Regions from separate parts of the Homo sapiens genome. Here region 1 is linked to region 2. A link is a contact called in ENCODE Hi-C data. All regions are on one chromosome and are shown on one strand. Each heading gives the region's core, a stretch centred on a gene start or an enhancer-like site at or near the end of the contact. The rest is flanking DNA. Distances are from core to core; before and after follow the strand shown. Region 1 holds the start of TP53RK (TP53 regulating kinase). Region 2 holds the start of ZHX3 (zinc fingers and homeoboxes 3).

Evidence for each region. Hi-C counts contacts between places; a loop is a spot of excess contacts on that map. Pooled maps may share reads with other maps.
Region 1: a loop to region 2 is called in a pooled map, with 39 times the contacts of the local background. The contact joins the promoter of TP53RK here to the promoter of ZHX3 in region 2. A Hi-C loop is called at or near these places in 4 of 50 pooled maps.

The regions. Positions count from the first base shown.
Region 1 is chr20:46,688,128-46,691,381 of GRCh38, forward strand. TP53RK (TP53 regulating kinase) reads right to left here and starts at 1,317. Exons shown (of 2, transcript NM_033550.4): 1 at 1,005-1,317. The coding sequence starts at 1,287. TP53RK-DT (TP53RK divergent transcript) reads left to right here and starts at 1,172. Exons shown (of 1, transcript NR_186399.1): 1 at 1,172-2,162. RefSeq lists a silencer at 896-945 and an enhancer at 1,176-1,765.
Region 2 is chr20:41,316,245-41,319,304 of GRCh38, forward strand. ZHX3 (zinc fingers and homeoboxes 3) reads right to left here and starts at 1,487. Exons shown (of 4, transcript NM_001384317.1): 1 at 1,265-1,487. RefSeq lists silencers at 1,007-1,296, 1,307-1,756 and an enhancer at 1,867-1,916.

The sequences.
Region 1 (3,254 bases), core at 67-2,566, 5.4 Mb after region 2:
GCTATAATACAATCTCTGCTTAACGAAACAGATCATGAGGCTGAAAACAGAAATATGAATACACAAATAACTTCATGAAATCTTAAGTCTCTGAAAGGGCAGCAATGTGTCCGCTTGTTGGCTACTGAATATCCCCCACCCAGATCTCCCAGCACTTAACAATGTCCTGGTACCCACTGGTACCTAAAAAATACTGATAAAAGAAAGGCAAGAAGCGTAAAAGTAAAAAGCCAGGGCTTCTGAGTCAGAGGCATAAGGAGCTGAGGGCCTGGACCGGCCACTTAGTAACCGTGTAACCTTGGGCAAGTTACTTCTCTCTGAGTGTCACTTTCTCATCTGAGGACAAAGTTTATGGTGCTGGCGCACAATGATGTTTAATGAAAAAATAGGCAATTTAATGAAATCCAACATTTATTGGGCACTATGTGCCAGGCACACATTTGAACATAATACGTGACACACATACCTCCTCTAATGGTCACAACATCCCTATGACATGGATACTGCTACTATGTCTCCCATTTTACAGGTGAGAAAACCGAGGCTGAGAGGCTAAATAACTTGTTGAAAGGCTACACAAGCAGCAGAGTTAGTATTTCAACCCAGGGAGCCTGGCTCCAGTGGGGCAAGTACTTGTCATTACATGTTTCTTAAAACTAATAAATGGAAAGATAATGATCGAAAATTGAAACGAGTCAAATGGGGAAACCAAGGCTCAGGGAAGTTAAACATGTTCAACATTGAGCAATAATGACAGATCCCAGATTTGAACCAGGCAGAACGGCCTCAGGACAAAAGCTTGACGCTGCATGGCCACGTGGTTTCTTAAGACTTAACGAATGAAAAAAGGGATGAAAGAATAACATTTCCGAAAGGCCGGACACCGCAGAAGGCACAGAAGGAGAAACTGAGGGAAATCCAGCTTCGGAGCGCAGGGGAGTCCCTCACCCGCCCAGGCCCCAGAGCCTCGGGGCCGCCCACGCCGGGATCCCGGCCCACCTTACCAGCGCGGCGACAGCGGAGGAGCGCCCGGGCCTCCTGCACCGTCCGCCGTCTGCCAAGCCGCGCCTCCAGCGCCGGGTGCCGGTAGCCCTTGGGGAAGCGGTGCTTGATCACCGCCGCGCGGCCCTGGAAGCGGCCACGGAACACGCGCGCCTCGGCACCCTGCTTCACCAGCTCCAGGCCGCTCAAGAAGCGGCTGCTCCGCTCCCGGGCTGCGGCCAGAGCCTCAGCCTCCGGGGCGGGCTCCTCGCCATCGGCCGGCGTAGTAGCTCTGGCCGCCGCCATGACTGCTCGGCGCAACAGCTCCAACCGATCAGCTGTCTCTGAAAACTGTCGCGATGCTTCGGCTCGCTTCGGAAATCCTGGGACTTCTTCGGCAATCCTGGGACTTCTTCGGCTACCCGAATGCGTCCACCCCGGACACTTCCGGCCTGTAAGTGGTTACGCCTCCCAACTTTTCGGCTCTCTGAAGCCTGAGGTTCCCTGCAGGAAGGGCTCTTGTGGCCCCGCCTTCCGCCTCTTCGGCTATCTCCGTACACGTTCGGCAACGCTCAGTAAGTGGCTCTTCCCGACTCCTTGGCTCTCCGGAAATCTTCGGTGACTCTCGCAGCCGGCTTTGGGGGCCCACCTCTCAGTTGGTCGTCTCTTTCCGGAAAACTTCGGCGCCTCTCGAGAAAAACGTCGGACGCGCTTTGCTCTCTTCAGAAGTCTCTTCCGGGACAGCTGTACCCTCTAGTAGTCTCTTTTTGGAACTCCTCTTCCCCTGACTCCTACATTCCCCCCAAAATGTGCTCATACAAGTCAGAGTCGGAAGGGTCAGACAATGAACCATGTTTCCGACATCCTCTTAAGTGCTAGGATAACTACCATTTAGTGCATTCAGAAGAAATAAGGTTAAATGATGAAAATCCTTACAGAAAAGAAAATTGAGACTCAGAGCTGGCAGAGGGGGTGGTAAGATGGGGTGGGGAGTGGGGGCTGGGGAATCCGGGAAAGTCTTCCGGAGACAGAACCTAAACTGAATTGGGAATAATTAAACTTTTTCAGTTTCTACCTGTTTCATTACAAAGCTTATAATAACACAGGCTGTAGCAAATTCTTACAATACGGAACTTTGCACACGCACACATAAATAAATAAACTACCTATCCCCCTTGTGACACTGCTGGCCGTTAGTTTCTTTCCAGAATTTTCTTTCATTCAGTGTGCACACTCACACATCGTTGTGGCGTTTTTTCCAACATAAATGACATCATACTGTGGGTTCTTTGGCAACTTGCTTTTCATTTTCCTAAACAATTTATCTCAGACTATATTCCATATCAATACATACAGAGCTACCACGTCCTTCTACCTGGTCAGGCAGTTTCTTGTTGCTAAACAGTTGTTTCCAGTTTGTTGTTTCTCAGGAAAACACTTTACTTACTATTGCCAGTTTATTATAAAAGATAGTATAAAAGATAAAAATGAACAGCCAGATGAAGACGTACATAAGGAAAAGTAAAAATTGTACGTGTTTATCGTAAGTAACATGTTTTGAAATATGTATACATTGTGGAATGGCTAAATCCAGCTAGTTAACGTTACCTAACATACTGATCATTTCGGGGGTGAGGACACTTAAAATCTATTATCTTAGCATTTTTCAAGAATACAACCCATTGTTATTATCTATAGTCACCATGTCGTGCAATAGATTTCATGAATGTTTCCTCCTATCTAACTGAAATTTTGTATCCTTTGACCAACTTCTCAAAATCCTCCCTATCTCCCTCCCCCTACCCCACCGCCTGGTAACCACCATTCTACTCTGCTTGCATGAGTTCAACTTTTCTTACCTTCCTCATATAAGTGAGATCATGGGATATTTGTCTTTCTGTGCCTAGCTTATTTCATTTAACACAATATCCTCCTGTTCCATCCATGTTGCTGTAAATGACAGCATTCCATTCTTTTTAAAGGCTGAATAGTATCCCATTGTGTATATAAATGTACCATATTTTTATCCATTCATTTAGTGATGGACACTCAGATTGAGAATTGTGAATGATGCTGCAATTAACATGGGACTGCAGACATCTCTTCAATATACTGATTTTGTTTCCTTTGGATATGTACCCAGTAGTAGGGTTGCTGGATCATAAGGTAGTTCTATTTTTATTTTTTTTGAAGAACCTCCATACTGTTGTCCATAATGTCTGTACTAATTTACATTCCTATCAACAGGGTGCAACGGTTCCCTTTTCTCCACA
Region 2 (3,060 bases), core at 237-2,736:
GGGCCCTTTTCATTCATTTTCTATGTGTCTTTGATACTATTTTGCGCTTCTGGATTTTTCCACTGTATGTCTCTTAGAAACAAATTAAGCTCGAATAAGTTGTTCCAGCTAATGAAGTGCGCTTTTGGCTCCTTCTCCGTGGTTCAGAATTATCCGGCAAAATACCAATTGTTTTAGGATGCATTTTCTCTTAGTTTTGAAATATTGCAATACTAAGTTACCACAAATAAAGAGCATTGAGATAACAACACACAAGAACGTGTATAAATGGAAACTACTGTAATCCTTTTTTAAATTAAGGACGTGTGGACGCCTCATGAATAAACATTTAGGATATCTGGATAAATATATACTATGTGTTCACATAGATAAAAACAGAAAGGAGCATTCCTTCCTACCTCACTCCCCCACCCCAAGTCACATAAGTTTCTCGCAGGGCACAAGCCCAGGGCAATCACTGCTCAGAAATGTAAACCATGCAACTCAAAATGACTCAAGCCCTCAAACACTCCCCACCTAAGTCCTACATCCCATCCACTCCTCAATCACTTCCAACAGGCTTCCCTGAATGAAAATCCCAAACTGGGAAGGCTTAACAAGCTCCAAACTCCACTCACACGCCACTCAGGGAATCCGAGGACCTGGGGCCCACGTGTAGTGTTTTCGCGTGGGCAGACAAGGGTCCCAAGATTCAGGGTGCTACTGTACCCCGAGTGGTTCGAGTCCTGGCTCTGCCGCCTTCACTGGTCGAGCTGACGCTCTTTACACCGGGGGCATGGGCTGCCACATCCCAGCAGAGTGCAAGGGCCCTCGGGCGTGGACGCAGGCGGCTCTCGGGTGCACACGCGGAACGCACACTCGGGCATGCACTCTCACACGGTCAGGCGGGCCTGCGCGAACGCCCCCGCTTCCCCTCTACCACCCCCTTTTGCGCCTTCTACGATGGTGGCACGCGGGGCTACCCTGACCCCTAGGACCCCTGGACGCCCGCTCCTGGAGCCCGGGGGGTGATGACAGATGGCGGAGGGCGGGGCTCCGGGGGGAAGGGGCGGAGCCTCTCAGCATGGGGGTGCTGGCGGCTGACAGAAAGACCAGGGGCAGCCGGCGGGAGGGGGCTGACTGAGACTGCGGGCCGGCCGCGGGCCAGGCGTGGCGGGAAGGAGCTCGCGCAGACACAGGGTCTGACAGGCAGAGAGAGATACAGACACCGGGGACTGACAGCCGCGGGGGCACGCGGGGCCGGCTGGCCGTGGCGGGCGCTCACCTGGCAGCGGCGGCGGTGGCGGCGCCCGCGACCGGGCCGCTCTTCCCGCGCTGCGGGCCTCCCTCCCCGCGGCCGGGCGGGCGGCCGGCGCAGGCCCCGCAGAGGCGGCGGCGGCGGCGACGCCGGAGCCGCGGACTGCTGAGCGGCGGGGACGCAGCTGCACCAACCGACTCCGGGCCGCTCGGCTGGGCTCGGCCGCTCTCGGAGGCGCTCGGCTCTGCTCGGCCTTGCACGGCTCCCCTCGGCCTTGCTCGACTCGGCTGGGGGCGTGGCCCAGGCCCCCCAGTCCGCCCAGGTCGCCTCTGGCGGCCGCGGGGCGGGGCTTTCGAGCGGGTGCGAGCCCCCTGACGTCGCGGGGAGCGGACCTTGCCCCCGGCGCATGCGCCAGCACTCCTCCTCCCCCCTCCTCCCCGCCCCACCGTGTGGAGGCTGAAGAAGACGGGGAAGGAGGCGCTGGGGGCGGATGCTGCGGTCCCAGAGGTTCCTGGCTTTTGTACTCCATATCCTGCTCTTTCCAGAGGACCACTTAAAGAAGGTCACACCAGGTTACACTTTCAAAAGGATGTGTGTGTAGGCTGGCAGGGGCTCTCGCTCCTGTCTGCCCCCACTCCTCCAATTCCAGTGTTTCCCAACAAGCGTCGACTAGGAGTGGTCTTTTATCCAACCAAGGGTTCACTGCAATTTTTAATATTTTCTGTTTTCTTAAGAATAATAACAAAAAAACTAACTCTTGATCACTGTTTTAACATTGAGTCTTCAAGTACTTGAACTTTCAAACATCAGTCAGCCTCCTCGAGTCCACTAATACCGTCCTTTCTTCATAGCTGTTGTATAACCTGTAATGCCTGGGATGGGGTTGGGTTCTTTCCTGAATTCTCGTCACATGATCCAGGCACCTTTTTAGTTATGGAACCAAGTCTGCAGCAAATATGCTCAGAAAGTGGCTCCCACCTTTAGAATCCAGTGATTAGTAAACAGCAGGAGCTCTACGGTCTTGACACACCTGGATGGGAATCCCAGATCTGCATTAATCTAGCAGGTTAATAATTGTCTGAGTGACTTTGGACGTGTTAATCTCTCAACTGTAAAAGGGCAATGAAACATGAGTAAATCAGTAGAAATATTAAAAGGGTTAAATGACACCACATATAAAGATTTCTGCACAGTGCTTGGTGTTCAATAAGTAAGGCTGCCTTTAACTTCAAGTAACTTTAGAACCTTCAGATCCTGAAAACCAGGGAGCATATACACAAGTGTGAGCGATGTGTCCAAGTAAACAAGTCGATAGTCAAACACCCATACGTGGCACCTTAGCTTGCTCCTTTCACAACCTTCCCTACCTCAGTTCATGTCAACTCCATTCTTCTGATGACTCCAGACAAACCATTGGAGTCATCCTGGACTCCACTCTCCCTATCATATCCCACATGCAACCCATTAGAAAAGCCTGTCAGCTCTACCTTTAAAATACCCCTTTTCCTCTTTCCTGGAATATTGTAGTAGCCTCCTGCCTGTTCTCCACGATTCCACTGTGCTCTCATGGTGCCTTCTCTCAACACAGAAGCCAGAGGGATCCTGTTGAAACCTAAGCTCAAAAGCCCCCAGAAGGTTTCCCATCTCAGAGTAAAAGCCAAAAAAAAAAAAATATGGGGGCAGTGGGGTGGAGAGTGGGACACAGTCTCACTCTGTCTCCCAGGTTAGAGTGCAGTGGCCCCATCACAGCTCACTGCAGCCTCAACCTCCCAAACTCAAGCAATCCTCCCACCTCAGCCTCCCAGGTAGCTAGGACTACAGGT